Regions from separate parts of the Homo sapiens genome. Here region 2 is linked to region 1. A link is a loop called in an ENCODE intact Hi-C map of the cell type or tissue named here. Cell type or tissue: endothelial cell of umbilical vein. All regions are shown on one strand. Each heading gives the region's core, and the rest is flanking DNA. Links, peaks and the distances in the headings are about the cores only.

Region 1 (7,793 bases), core at 1,718-6,717:
CACACAGTTATTAATACAACCCTGGGACAGTATAGGAGTTAAATGTCTCTAAACTACCCTTTACTGAATAAGGAATGAGAGATGGTGGAGAAATATCTCTGCCCCATGTATATAAGAAAAGTCTGGATGGAGTTTCTGGGAAAAGCCAATAAAAGAGTTGCACACCAACCCCTAAGGATCTAGAGCAAAGCCTTGCCTTTTATGGAAGATAACAACTTAATACTTGTAAAAGGTTTCCTGGATTCTTAGTAGAGACTGAACACCTTTTCATAAAACATCAAGTGATTATGGGAATAAAGCTGCCAAAATTGAGTACCTAGAGTATTTTCTGATCTACCAGGTTATAACTGTCAGGGAAGCATTGCAGCAATCCATTGTACCATGGAAATGATGCATTTGGGATTGAAGCCAAAAAAGCTCGAAGAACATAAAAGTTATTTCAATGAGTAGTTCAAACCCCTATGTATCTTACAACGTTACACTTAACATCTGTCCCTAAGCTCATTCTTATGGCCTTGTGACTACTGTAGTCTGGCCAAGAAAAGTAGGTTGGAATAAGCTATAATCTTCTGCAGCTGATCTCGAGGCATTAATTAATAGTTAGTGTTTCCTTTTCTATTACCCATTCTAGATTTGAATACTGATGGTAAAGAAAATCTAGATTGGATGAGTGAAGAAAAAAATAGTGAATATCATATTTTCAGAAATAGTTGCAGAAGTAAATACTGATTCATTCCACTCGTTTTATGGTCCGGTTTTTCCCCCCTTTTCTTTTCTTTCTTTTTCCTTCTTTCTTTTTTTTCTGCCCCAAGAAATTGCACTTGACCCCAAACTGGAAAAGTTAGTGAGATGGATTTAACATAAATCATGAGACATTTGAACAATGCAAGAAGTGAATTCTAGTAGACACTTTGATTCATCGTTTGCACCTTTTTGAATCACCTCTGACTTCATGCACAAATGTGGAGGAGAGGTTGTTGCATGCTGAAAGTTATATTCTAAGCACTCATGGAATGGATCTCAGGCTTTCTGCTTCAAGACTTTACATTGAAGTCCAAGATTCTGCTCAGTTTGAGCAGGCCCAACTCAGAAATGTGAAATGGTCAGCTCCAGAAAAGATTGTCAGGGGAGCAAAGGCACAGATACTTTAGCCTTTAGTCCTTCAAAAGAAAGGATCAGGGAAGCACTGTACCTATATCTCAGCGGTCCTTTGACAGTCATCTTCATACCACACTGTTTATTAGCATTTTCTCTATCACTTTCTCACTTTACCTGTTCCATTTCCATACTCCCTTCTTATGTTTTATTTTACAAAGCAAATTCATGCAACCAAAGTCTTATCTCAAGCTATGCTTTTGGGGGAACCAAAGGAGCAATAGTTATAATAACACCTAACATCTATTATCCCCCAATTCGTCATTTTAAGCAATGTTTTATTCTTGCTTAGAGAACACTGAAAGTGTAGTAAGATATAACTTCCAGAAATATATGACTCTCTTTATCTTGTATTTTGTAACAGCCTAAACTTACTGAAGGAATTATGCCTAATTATTTAGGGGACATGGAGAAAGCAAAAATGGCTTTGTGAAACTAGTGGAAGCAGAGATTAAGAACCCTGATGTGACAGTTAATTTTAGGTGTCAGCTTGACTGGGTTAAGGAATACCTAGAGAACTGGTGAAGCGTTACTTTTGGTAAGTCTGGGAAGGGTGTTTTCCGAGAAGAATGTCATGTGAGTCAGTGAACTGAGTGGGGAAGGTCCACCCACCTGCAATATGGGTAGGCAACATCTAATGAGCTGGGCTCTTGGATAAAAGACAAAAAAAGGAGAGCAAAACACTTTCCGTCTCCTGAAGTGAGGACTCTTGTCCTCCTGCCCTTGAACATCAGAACTCCAGGCTCTCCATGCTTGGGACTGAGAATTACACCATAAACTTCCCTGGTTCTGAAGCTTTTGGATTTGGACTGAGACAGGGCACCTTCGTCCCAGGGTCTCCAGTTTACAGACCGCCTGTCAAGAGATTTAGCCTTCATAATCATGTGAGCCAATTCCCCTTAAGAATCACAACTCATATCTATCTATCTCCATGTTCATGTCTGTATCCATATTTATATCCCTATCTATATATCTCTCTATCTTTTCTATTGGTTCTGTCTCTATAGAGAACACTGACTAATACATCTGATATTTCAGCAGGCCTTGTGAAGAAAGGACCAGAGCTACTCCACAGCACTGCAAAAGGGTATGGTGTGACCTCAGAGAAGATGTCTACTTGGCATGGTTAGGTACGGGCGTTTCCAATCAGCAAAGTTTCTCATTGTCCATAGACAAGCAAAGAATTGCTTGACATCAAATGAGCACTGAAAGTTTAGATACATGGAATTTTAGTAGCGACCATTTTTGATTGGTTAAAACTGCTTACATCAATTAAGCATCATAGGATTATCTCATAATCTAGGATGGAAAGTGGGGGTGGCTTTAATAATCAGTAATATGGCTTTTTCCATATTATTATGTGTGGGTGTTCTTAATCAGGATTATATTAACTTAAATTTTATCTGAGTTTATGGATTGAGAATCATTTTCTTTAACTCTTTAGTTAGATTAACGCATTTATATCTCAAACAATCTTACAAGGTCATTGTTACTGATGCTTTGTGTGTACCAGAACTTTTTCTAGATCATAGTCAATGTAGGATCATCAAAGAAAAAATATCTTTCATTCCATCTGAGAATTAATACCAAAAGGAGTTAGTAAAAACAATTGAATATGAAATATTTTTTCTAAAAGCTATATGTCTGCTAAATTTAGATTAGATTTTATAAATTTTAAGATCATATTTTTATATGTAAATGTATATTTAATTATAATATGTCTAAGAATTGGTAGTTTGCCACACTTTAATTGGCAGGGTTTTTTTTCTTTCTTAGAGACATAAAATACTAGTTTGTCTCAATTAACTTACATTAGATAAAATACTCAGAACTGAGAAGTTATAAAATTCTGCAGTTTGTATTTTATTCCAGATTTTGATATTAATCATTAAAAGACAAACTTCAGAGAACAAACTGCTGCTGTAGAATTTGTCTAGGACACATGATTGTACACTGGACACATGAGTGCACACTGGATCATTGCCTGACACATCGCATGAGCTGCCACAAGTCAAGATTATCTGTTTTCATAGAAACCACCTCATTGATTTCCAGAATCAGAGGAATATGCTAGTTTTTCAAGTTAGCTCGGCTGCACAGTGTATATTTCACAGGCAAATTATTCATAAGGAAGAGGGGGTGTTACTCTCAGGCTTTTTACTGGAAAGCAGAAATGAGCAGCAAGCAAGGAAACCTTGTGGAATGGTGCTATATAGATATACAGTTTTCCTTTGGGGAAAATGTTTCAAAAAATATTCACTTTTGTTGTATTATTTGAAATCATTTAATTGTCATATAATTTGCTTGCGTATTTGGAAAACCCATGTTTGGAAATACATTTCGCTACTGTAGCATTTTTTATTTACATCATATAATTTTTTAAATTAAGGAAACACTTTAACAAAGCTATTAGAAAATAATTTGAAAAGAACAAGTAGGTGCATTCAATTCAGGAATATTTTTTTACCAGTAGATACCTAATATGTTTCATAATTTCATTATTAGGTTTCTGTAACTCCTCCTATTTATTATGACAAGAGTTGGTTCTGGAATTGATGATACTGTACCACAGATTTTTGTAAAAGGCAAATAATTACATATTTTAATGCTAATATTAGACTCAAGATGTCCTAAAACGTGCCACAAAGCAGTGGAAAAATGTTCATGGCTACAATATAGGAGAGAAAATCAGTATGTGCAGTTAGCATAATAAAGAGAAGAAAAATATATTCTAGATATAAACAATCTGATAAAACTGAGTTAAGCTTAAATTAGTGAGGGCAAATAATAAGGATAGAAAATAGAATATGATTAAATAGGCAGAAACAGAGAGAAATTAACAAGAAAATATCAACAGAAACAATAATCTAAGATTCAGTAATAATAGCAATATAAAAAAGATGCCAATATGCTAACTGGGGAAAAATTCAAAATATTAGGAGCAAAGAACAAGATAAAATCACAGATAAGTGGAGAAAAAATAGGGATAGAATGTATAAATTAAGAAGCTGGAAGCTGATAAATGAAAGACAAAAAGCACAAGATGAACACAACAAGAAAATATAGAGACCTTATCACTGGAAGGAAAGGGAGAAAGTAAAAGAAAGATAAGGGCTCAAGAAAGAACAAGATGAAAGAAATCAATCCCACAAGAAATGTGACTCTTGTCAGTTATAGGTGGGAGAGATGTTTCATTTCAGACAGCAGGAAATGAAAGCTTGATAGGTCAAAGCTGAATGACCTTACTGAAAGTTTAAGTGAGAAAAGTGACCACTGTGATAATAAAAAGGAAAGTGAAATAAAAATTTTGATTTATGCTTAAGCCGAAGGTCATTTTAGTGCTCTTATGTAGACGTACATTTTCAGCAAGAAATTACCAATATGTTAAAAATAAAGTTTCAGACAGCATATGAAGAAATGCGTAAGATAATTTTGCTGTACTACACAGTACAGTTTTGAGATAACAGAAAGTTTGTTGTGAGATGCAAATTACTTTTCCTTGATCTCTCTGGGTCTATTATGTGAACATTTGACATGTATGACCTACTGTAACTCCTGATAATACAGTAGTGCATTGAAACTGAGACTTACCAAAGGGAGAAGGAAAATTCCTAAGTATATTTATTAATCTAATAATTCATATACTTATACTATACATTCTTAGTTTCTCTCTGTTTCTATGCTAGGTTCTGGAAATTTAAAAATAAATTAGGTGCAGCTCTTGTCCTTTAAAATTGTGAAGTAAAAAAACAGCGGGAGAAAGAGATAAGGAGTCAAGATCATTAGAGAGAATGATAAATGTTCTCATTGATATAAGCACAGGGTAGTATGTTGAGAGGAAATATTTGGGCAGGATGAAATTTCCAGACAAGAATAGGAGGCAAATCAATGCAGGAGTAAGAGGGCAACTAAGAAAGGGTAAATCTAATTCTATTTACATTTCAATGAAGATATGAGTGACAATTATTAATGGGCCTTTAAGAATTCTTATACCTTTGTTCCTTTTTATGTTTGTTATATTTACCGTGGTTTTCAGATAATTCGTTTTAAAAAGCACTTGTAAAATTGATGGTGTTTTTTACATAAAGAGGAAGGAAGGGGACAAATTAGGAGAACAAATCTCACCTTTTTCTCTCATTACCACGTACATGTGAACCCCCAAAACAAATGTGTTCAGCACAAAACACACATACTTCCCCAAACATAGATGGATTTATCTTCTGAAATGTTTGTGAAGCTCCTTTTGGGTGCAAGGAACAGAAAATACTGGGATTATCTCCAGTATCAAAGATTCTCATAAATATACAGATAATCCTCTTGGTAAATTTGAAGCATTTACAAGAGTAATTCTAGCTTGCAGGTCAAGTCCCCAACTGATATGCCTTGCTTCTTCTGCAAGCAGTTTATAGAAAGGGGACACATAGACTGTAAGAACGGAAACACTTAGTACTTTAGTAAATATAACCTAATGAAACTGAACACCTCATTTAATAAAATTATCCTGCTATCCAGCACCTAACATCTAAGTTTTATAGTATTATCTCATGAAGAGCTCTCATGAGTTCTTTAAATATATTCAGAAAGGCCCTTTATGTATGTGTCAGCAATAGTAAGCAATAAACGAGTAAGATTGGAAATCCATCTGCTGCCTATAGCTAGAGACTGGGTTAAAATGTGATCAGTAATAAATGAATGATAACATATAACCTCACTGCTTACAAATCTATTTAAGACCTTGCATATTACACATAGCTAAATCATGGAAGCTACCGTACCCATGTAACCTTAGCAAAGAGGCTGCCCCATACCAAGTTTCCTACCTTAGAGAAACAGTAAGGCTCCACAAGTTAAGCACATCTTCTCTGGCCATAGCTGAATAGACTAGGAAAGATTAGCTGGACCACAAGCCACAATTCATGAGCTGGCCAGCAATATCTAAGGTGGTCTGTCAAGAAAAAAAAGAAAGTGGGAAAATGTTAGATGCAAGAAGATTCTCTTCTTTGGAAAAATAACCAGAAAATACGAAAGCATCAAGAAATTACTATTCAAAATAGACAATAAAACTGTGGATATATGTAAGGTATGAAGCAATAAAAACAATAATGGGCAGTAAATTGGTCCCACATCATGAGGAGATAGAAACACAAATAAGCAAAAACCACAAGACACAAAATCTATACAGAATAGCACTGGCAGATGCAGTGAAAGAAAAACTAAAAAGAAGATAAATGACAATAATGACAGAGATTGATAAATTTATATAATAAAGAAAAGATATAATGTAAAATGTAAGCGTTAAAACTTCTAGCTTGAAGGATATATCACTGTCTCTATGGGCCAAGCTTTATACTCTGTTATTTCTATGAGAGTTTATGTTCATTACGCCTATACATATTTTTAAAATATTTCTGTGCTGCCTGAGTTAGACTTAATGTATCGCTTTTAGAAAACCTAAATAATCCAACTAATATAATGATGCTGAGTACAGACATTTGCACTGTTTCTCTATGTGTTATTAAATTAGTAGAAGGCCATTAGCCTGAGGCTGTCTCTGTACTTTTTGAGTTCCTGCATAACAAATTGCAACCTAACTTAGTACATACACATGCCAAAAAGCTAATTTAGGAATATAACAAAGCCAAGTTTAGCCAATCACAGGCAGCCAGTTCATCACATTATGCCCAAATAAGGCACATGGTTCATTATGTCATGCCCAAAGAAGGCAGATGACTCATCACACCATGCCCAAATGAGGTGGATGCCTAAGTGTAGCAAATGACTTATCTACTTTGCTTCTGTGTTCACCCAATAAGGCCTATAAAAGCTCCCTGCCCATACTGCCAGGCAGGGCTCTATGAACCTCCTCTGGTTCTGAATGTCACTCAGTTAAGGAGTCGTTCTTTGCTCAGATAAACTCTGCCAAATTTAACTTGCCTACAAATTAAATGTTAACAATCCCCAAATGGTATGAAAATTTTCATATGTCCATGTGTGCACCAGCCAGTTCCCTTTTCTTTCCACCACAGTTATTACTGGTGTCGCTATTTAGGTCCTCATGATGGTGAAGGGTGTATAATTTCAAAAAATGTCTCCGGCTTGGGAGGTAGTATACAAATAGTGTATTAACTGAGCTCTGGAAAGGCTTTCAAGCTCTGTGATTTATTCTAATAAATAGTCATCCAAGGTGTTGTGAGATGTATTTGTATACTGGAAAAAATGGAAAATTAAGATTTCTTTTGTGATGAGACCATGCTTTAACTAAAATACTCACAAATATGGCCAACGAGGCATTTTTGCTACAAAAAGCTATCGTTCAGAACACTAGATTTGAATATTCTCTCATTTTACCTGTTATGGTTTGGGTAGTAATTTAGTTTCTCTGAATCCGAGATGACTGATTTGTAAAACAGGGTAGTATGGCAGTGCTACTTAATGTATAGTCCTCTTATGAGAAGCAAAAAGAGAAGCACTTGGTAAATTTAAAAAGATAGCACAAAGCCAGGCGCCATGGCTCACGCCTGTAATCCCAACACTTTGGGAGGCCGAGGCAGGCAGATCACAAGGTCAGGAGATGGAGACCATCCTGGCCAATACGGTGAAACGCCGTCTCTACTAAAAATACAAAAAATTAGCTGGGC
Region 2 (7,793 bases), core at 1,036-6,035, 73 kb before region 1:
ATCTGTCCTCTCTGCCACTCATAGTTTCAAATTCAGTTTGATGCATTACTATTCATGAACTTAAAATGACTTCAAATAGTTGTTAGGCTACATAAGCTTTCATCCATGTTTGAGAAGAGTTTTTCAATTATGAAGAATGTCCTAAGCTTGCTTCAGATTTGGCAAATTGGGGCAGGTACTTAACTGAAGCAATGACTCTGGCCAGGGGAATGAAATTTGTTGATTGGCTCAGCCCTTGGAACCACAAGGGCATCTAATCTAGGGCAGATACAATGAATGGCGAGAAAATCACAATGTTCTCTACAAGCTGCTAACTTGGCTGAAGTTTCCTACTTCTCTTCGTTCATTCACACATTGAATATGAAACACACGGTGACAGCTTGTCTTTTCCAAACATGTCTGACACAGTATGTTTTATTCCACATGCTCTTTCAAAGTCCTCTCCTTGAACCTGGGAAATCCTTTGTGACTGACCTGATAGAATATAATGGAAGTGAGGGTAAATGACACGTGAGTTTAGGTTACAAAAATGTCACAAAAATCTGCCTTGTTCTCTGGGGATGCTGACTCCTGGAACCAAGCCACGATACCACAAAGAAAGTCAGACAACATAAAATGGCCTTGTACAGTTTCCTTTTTCTATGTTTTTTTTTTTTTTAACTGAATGCACCAGATTTGGCCTGAGTCAATTGTCAATCTAATGTATCAAACAGCATTCACTTGAGTGAAGAAAAATTCAATACGACTCTAGCCTCCACCTCCATCTGAATATGAACTCCTGAGAGACCACTAAAGAAAATTGTCTGTCTCAAACTAGCAACCTTCAGAATTGTGAAAGATATAAAATAATTGTTAATGTTTCAAACCACTAAAATTTGGGTGATTCATTGCAAGCAATAGACAACAAAAACACATTGATACCAATACAACTTTTAAGAGCCAGTCAATACTTCATCTATATAAAGCTTTTTCTTTATATTCTTGTTCTCTCATTCTCAGTTATTTTCTCTCTTTTATGCTCCTAAAGCTTTCTACAGAAAGTTTTACAAATCACATCCTGCATTAAAACTATTTTTATGTATGTCTCCTTCACCAGACTGCATTCCTTGAGGAAATTGGTTATACTATGTACATTTTTTTCAACTGTGGAGAGTGTAGTCTATGTAATGGTTCCCTATAAATGTTGATTGAATCAATTAATCAACCAATCAATCATTTAACTCTGAATTAATGTTAATATTTGTAATAATCTTTACTTCTTTAGATTATACCTGTCTTTGTGTATGGCATGATTATATGATTTCAATATTTCTGTTTCTAAGAGGGTACTATAATGGCAAAAACCATGATTACTTTTGCCAACTTTAAACTTTACTTTTACTTTTGCCAAAGTTAAGAACCAACTTCTTAACTTTTGTAAACATATTGCACATTTATCATATATGCCTGAAAGCTTATATTAAAGTTGAAAACTATTTTCTAGAGAATTGAAACTATTTCTGTTTGACACAGCACTTTTTTATTTATTTATTTATTTTTTTTTTTTTTGAGATGAAGTCTCACTCTGTCGCCCACGCCAGAGCGCAGTGGTGCAATCTTGGCTCACTGCAACCTCTGCCTCCTAGGTTCAAGCAATTCTCCTGCCTCAGCCTCTCGAGAAGCTGATATTACAGACCTGAGCCACCACACTCAGCTAATTTTTGTATTTTTAATAGAGATGTGGGTTCACCATGTTGGCCAGGCTGGTCTTAAACTCCTGAACTCAAATGATCTGCCCGCCTCAGCCACTCAAAGTGCTGGGATTACAGGTGTGAGCCACCACGCCCGTCTGACACAGTACTTTTTGAAATGAAACTGATAATATCATCATCATTTTGCCTTTCTTTTTATCTAGTGGCTTTGTTTAGAAACAAACACAAAACAAAACTTCTATTTTCATGTGGATTTGCAGTTTACTCTTCTCATGTGTCTGGAACTTCTAATGACATCAACATTTTGTATGAAATAGGGTAGAAATCTTCCCTCAAGTTTGTGTACATTCTTCAAGCTATTATCAGTAAGTTCCCCATTCTGATAGCTAATGCATTTCATTTATTGGTTTACCAGTTTAACCATTTATTTATTGCTCTGCAATAATTGCTTCTTTTTCATCATGACTCCTTACATGATGAACTTTTTCCATATGACTTAAAAATACTTTATTTTGCAGCAAATAAAAGCATTTATTGTTCGGAATGCAATTTTCAACATTTTCAATGACAATATAATCCTTTATATTTGTTTAGTAGTCTAAGTGAAAAAGTATTAAATATGTACTCTCCTCTCCTCTTATAGTATGTATCTTTGTATAACATTAAAATTACTGAGAAACGTAATTTGAGAAATCTTTGCAAAAACTTCCTTCCGCAAACTTTGGTTTTGCCATATACAAATGACAGTGTTTTCATGATAGTATGGTATATACAGAAAGACATAAATGACATCCTCTGCCTCCAAAATAAAAAATGACATTATACAGTAAAGTTGTTCTCTAAGCAAAAGATGTTTAAAATGGAGTGTTAAAGTAGTAAAGTGGAGGGAGAGACTACTTTATGCTGAGAGAATCAAGGGAAACTAGAAAAGTTATGACGTTTTAGCTGGGCTTTAAGATATTGTTTTGATTTGCATATATAAATATGGCTGAGGACATTTGAGTCAGAAATTATACAAGCAGGTCAGAATAAAGAAAAAAATATGTAACTGCTGGGCATGTTGTGATATTACCAATAGAGTATATGAAAAGATAGTAACAAAAGTCAGAGATGACTACAGGTTTAGAAATATGAATAACAGATTGTGGCACTAATAAAAATGTGAAATTCATGTTTGGGAACTGACTTGTAGAAAAGTAAGATTAGTTCAGTTTTAGTCTGTGGTGTTTGAAATACTAATTGGATACTGAGTCTTATACGGACCTGGAAGTTCAGAACAACAGCTAAAGAGACCGATTGTAGTTAACAGATATCAGATATTTGGATAAATTTAGAGGAAGATAGGTGGATAGATTGATAGATACTAAAAATGTAGAAAGAGATACAATTAAAGGCAATTTTAGGAAAAGTAAGAAGACATTTTAATTAGCTTATTTTGTCTCCAACTGTTTACTTAAAGCCTTTTGTTTTAACCAGAGGTCCTGAAAATGCAGGAAAAGTTGAATCTGAAGCCATGTTTTGTTTAGCTAGCGTAATTCTGAAAAAGCCAAATTTTGACTGTAAATGTCATGTGCATTTCCCATTTGCCTGTGAACTCCAAATTATCCCTCATCCTGGGTACATCACAAATTTGTGATTCTTTCTTGCTACCTGAAGTTACTGAACCTCAAGGCCACCATATGTAACCATTGTTGTGAATTCATTGCTTACTTCAAGTGCCTTGGAAGTTTATTTACTCATTACTCTTTTCCGAAAAGCATGGAACATGCAGCGTGCAATGCTAGAAGTTTAGAGTATGAAAATGGCAGTGATATAGCAAAAAATAAATAAGACAAATATATATAATACCACACCACAAAAAGAGCTAATGGCAGTGCTTTTCCAACTGTCTGAGCTGAAAGGTTATTTTTCCCCAGTCTTTTGTGGAGTGATACAATTATGAAAATAAAAATGTTATAAAAAATAAAATGAGATTAAACATTATACACACAAAATAGAAACAAATTTTTTATTATTAGATTCAACAAACATAAAATTACATTTCAGTAAATATAATCAGAACAAATGTAAAATAGAAAAAAGGAAACAGAACAAAATGAAATCTATATAACTCTCCAAACTGTTTTGATGTTTTGTTTTAATCAAAATCTTAACATAGAAATCAGTCTTACAATAATATACCAATAGGAATGGAAAATAAGAATTTAGTAGCAAAAAAAAGGCAGATAAGAGGCAGGACTAAATCGTAGCTCCCACTGGGACAGACAGAGCAGTATGTGGAGACTCACATTGTGAACTTCTGCTCCAAGAACTACTGCAGAAATAAACCAGGAAAGGCAAGAGAATCCACAGACCCTTTGAAGGAAGCAGATGGTTCCTGCAGGACCGAGGAGACAGCCAAATACTGTGAGTGCCAAACTGTGAAAGTGGGAAAAAGGAATCATCCTCCCCCAAATACAGACCTGCACTGGGGAACCTGAGGCGGATTACGGGAAAAGGATTTGACCATAAAATTACCTGGAGGTGAGACAATTTGGAGAGCCAAGTGAAATACGGGGTAGAGGAGGCAATTGTAAAAGCCCTGTGGGTCCTCCGGAAAGCCATTTCTGACTTGTCTCACTGGGGTCCCCTTGGGGACAGCTGCCAGAGGAACTGGGGAAAAAAACACAGGGAGAGGGAAACCTCCAGCTGAACTTGGTAACAATTCCAAACAGATTGGAAGTGTCCTGGCCAGAGCTCAGGGGAAATCATGAATCCAGAGTGCAGACTCCACAGGCGGAAAGATGTGAAAGCCCTGCTTGCATTCTCAGCTGAGAGGGTGGTAGCCTGGGGCAAGTTCTCAGCCCTGCTCACTCACTGCCTGGAAACAAACTCCGTGCTGTTGTGGGAGTGCACAGTGAGAATAAGACCAGCCTTTTGGGTTGTGAGGGAGCTGGGTGAGGCCTGAAACTGCAAGCTTTCCCTCACTTCCCTGACAACCTTCATGACACAGAAGAGGCAGCCATGATACTCCTCGGTACATAACTCTATTGACGTAGGAAACACACCGCCATCCCCCACAGAAGTAGCAGCAAGCCCCACCCAAGGAGAGTCCTAGCTCAGATACATCTAACCCTATTCTCATCTGATGGTTCTTCCCCTCCCACCCGGGTAGCCGAAGACAAAGGTCATATTCTCTTGGGAGTTCTAGGGCCTTGCCCATCTACTGATCCTCCCCTATACTTACCACACCTGATGCTGTCCTGAAAGCATCACCTCCTGGCAGGAGGCCAACCAGCACAAAACTAGTGTATAAAACAACTACAACTAAGGACCCGCTCAGAGTCCATTTCACTCCCCTGCCACCTCCACCAAAGTATCCACAGCTGAGAGACCTGAAGGTGATTCACATCCCAAGATTGTGTGCAGATACCCCTCAGTACCAGCCCAGAGCCTGGTAGCCCTGCTGGGTGGCTAGATCCAGAAGAGAAATAACAGTCACTACAATTCAGCTCTCAGGAAGCCACATTGCCAGGAAAAGGGGGAGAGTAATGTATCAGGGGAGCACTCTGTGGAACAAACGAATCTGAACAGCAGCCTTTAACCTCAGATCTTTCCTCTGACATAGCCTACCACAATGAGAAAGAATCAGAAAAACAATTCTGGTCATGTGACAAAACAAAGTTCTTTAACACTCCCCAAAAAATCACACTAGCTCACCAACAATGGGTCCAAACCAAGAAGAAATCCCTAAATTGCCAGAAAAAGAATTCAGAAATTTGATTGTTAAGCTAAGCAAGGAGGCATTAGAGAAAGTTGAAGTCCAACTTAAGGAAATAAAAACAAAAATACAAGGTATGAGGGGAGAAATCTTCAGTGAAATAGATGCCATAAATTAAAAAACACAACTTCAGGAAATAAAAGACATACTTAGAGAAATGCAAAATGTACTGGAAAGCCCCAGCAATAGAATCAAACAAGCTGAAGAAAGAACTTTAGAGCTCGAAGACTAGGTTTTCGAAATAACCCAATCCAACAAAGACAGATAAAAAATAAAAATAAAAAAAAAGAACACAGTCTCCAAGAAGGTTGGGATTATGTTAAATGACCAAACCTAAGAATAATTGGTGTTCCTAAGGAAGAAGAGGAATCTAAAAGTTTGGAAAACATATGTGGGGGAACAATTGAGGAAAACTTCCCCGGCCTTGCTAGAGGTCTAGACATCCAAATACAAGGAGCTCAAAGAACACCTGGGAAATTCATTGCAAAAAGATCACCACTTAGGCACATAGTCATCAGGTTATCTAAAGTCAAGATGAAGAAAATAATATTAAGAGCTGTGAGGAAAAACACCAGGTAACCAATAAAGGAAAACTGATCAGGTTAACAGCAGACTTCTTAGCAGAAACCCTACAAACTAGAAGGCATGAGGATCCTATCTTCAGCTTCCTAAAACAAAATAATTATCAGCCAAGGATTTTCTATCTAGAAAAACTAAGCTTCATAAATGAAGGAAAGGCACAGTCTTTTTCAGACAAACACTTTCACCACTTTTATTCAGCATAGTACTGGAAGTCCTATCCTGAGCCGTCAGACAAGAGAAAGAAATAAAGAGCATACAAATTGGAGAAGACGAAGTCAAACTGTTGCTGTTCTCTGATGATAGGATTGTACCCTAGAAAACCCTGAACTCATCCAATAAGTTCCTAGATCTCGTAAACAAATTCATTAGAGTTTCAGGATACAAAATCAATGTCCACAAATCAGTAGCACTGTGGTGATTCTCATTTCTAAATTTCCAACATGCAGGTATGTTCTTACATTGACAATTCAAGATATTACATTAAAGTTTTAGGATTCATAATTCCATTTACTTCTTGATTATTATGACCAAATTACAGATCATCTCTCTCTCTCTCTTTTTTTCTTTCCTGACAGGGTTTCACTCTGTTGCTCAGGCAGGAGTAGAGCTCTGTGATAACAGCTTGCTGCAGCCTTTGCCAAAAGGGCTTAGTTGATCCTTCCACATTAGCCTCCTAAGTAGCTCAGCCACTGGAGTAGCTGGAGCTACAGGTGGGCCACCACGCCTTGCCTTTTTTTTTTTTGTAACTTTTGTAGTGACATAGTCTCACTGTGTTGCCCAGGCTGGTCTCCTGGGTGCAAGTGATCCTCCTGCCTCAGCCTCCCTAAGTGCTGAGATTACAGGTATGAGCCAACACACCTAGCCACTACTTCCCCTCTTTTTTTTTTTTTTTGACAAGGTCTTGCTCTGTCGCTCAGGCTGGAGTGCAGTGGCTCAAATATGGCTTATTGCAGCCTCCACCTCCTGGGCTTAAGTGATTCTCTTGCTTGCCTCAGCCTCATGAGTAGCTGGGACTACAGGTGCACACCACAAGTATGTTCCAGCTATTTTTTTGATTTTTTTTTTTTTTTGTAAAGACCAGGCCCCACTTTGTTACCCAGGCTTGTCTTGAACTTGTGGGCTCAAGTGATCCTCCCACCTTGACTTCCGAAAGTGTGGGATTACAGACAAAAGGCACAGTGTCCAGTCAGATCATCTCTTAATAATGTAATAAAAATACAAAGAAACTCTATTCTTACAAATGTCTAATTTTTGCCTTTTGATCTTATCTGCCACAGGAAATAATTTTGTATTTCTCCCATGAGGAGGTTATAAATGAATTATTGAATATTTTCAGACAAATAAGCTAATCTAGGGGTTCAATTCAGACCTCTAAATTGGTACCAAATTTATTTCTTATTATGCAAAATGTTAATTCCAGAAATTTCCACCTTGATAACCATTGCACCTAAGCATGTGATAATAGCTATTAATGATCATATTCTCATTAATCATGTGATAAAGACAATAATCCAAAGTTTAATATAGTATTTATTCTGCAGTTTATGAAGTATTGTGTTGAATTCAGCTGCTATTTTGTTTTGTTTTTATTCTTACTTGCTTGATGAAGAAAGAATAGTGTTGATTTATATTTTTGGCAAGTTTCTTAATCAGCTTCATTTATGACTGGTGACTGGATGTAAGGATTTTATTTATAAGGAAATGATTTAAACTTTGATGATTTAAGAATATATGAAATTATTAAAATGAAAAGGGGTGAT

What was found. A loop is a pair of places that touch in the nucleus more often than their neighbours do. Peaks named below come from ENCODE experiments on the same cell type or tissue, not always from the same donor. Only the 100,000 strongest peaks of a DNase experiment are listed, where the experiment ranks them.
Region 2: it touches region 1 in a loop (7-fold over the local background); 1 of 110 quality-filtered maps calls a loop at or near these places.

The regions. Positions count from the first base shown.
Region 1 is chr13:63,625,129-63,632,921 of GRCh38, reverse strand. LOC105370236 (a long non-coding RNA gene) reads right to left here. Exons shown (of 7, transcript XR_942019.2): 3 at 5,976-6,100. Among named protein-coding and RNA genes, the nearest start is that of LINC00395, 110 kb to the left of the region's middle. RefSeq lists an enhancer at 6,712-7,006. In endothelial cell of umbilical vein, for the core only: no CTCF peak of the experiment used is centred there; no DNase peak of the experiment used is centred there.
Region 2 is chr13:63,697,279-63,705,071 of GRCh38, reverse strand. The region is part of intron 3 of LINC00395 (long intergenic non-protein coding RNA 395); the gene reads left to right. Among named protein-coding and RNA genes, the nearest start is that of LINC00395, 37 kb to the left of the region's middle. In endothelial cell of umbilical vein, for the core only: no CTCF peak of the experiment used is centred there; a DNase peak (open chromatin) is centred at 4,081.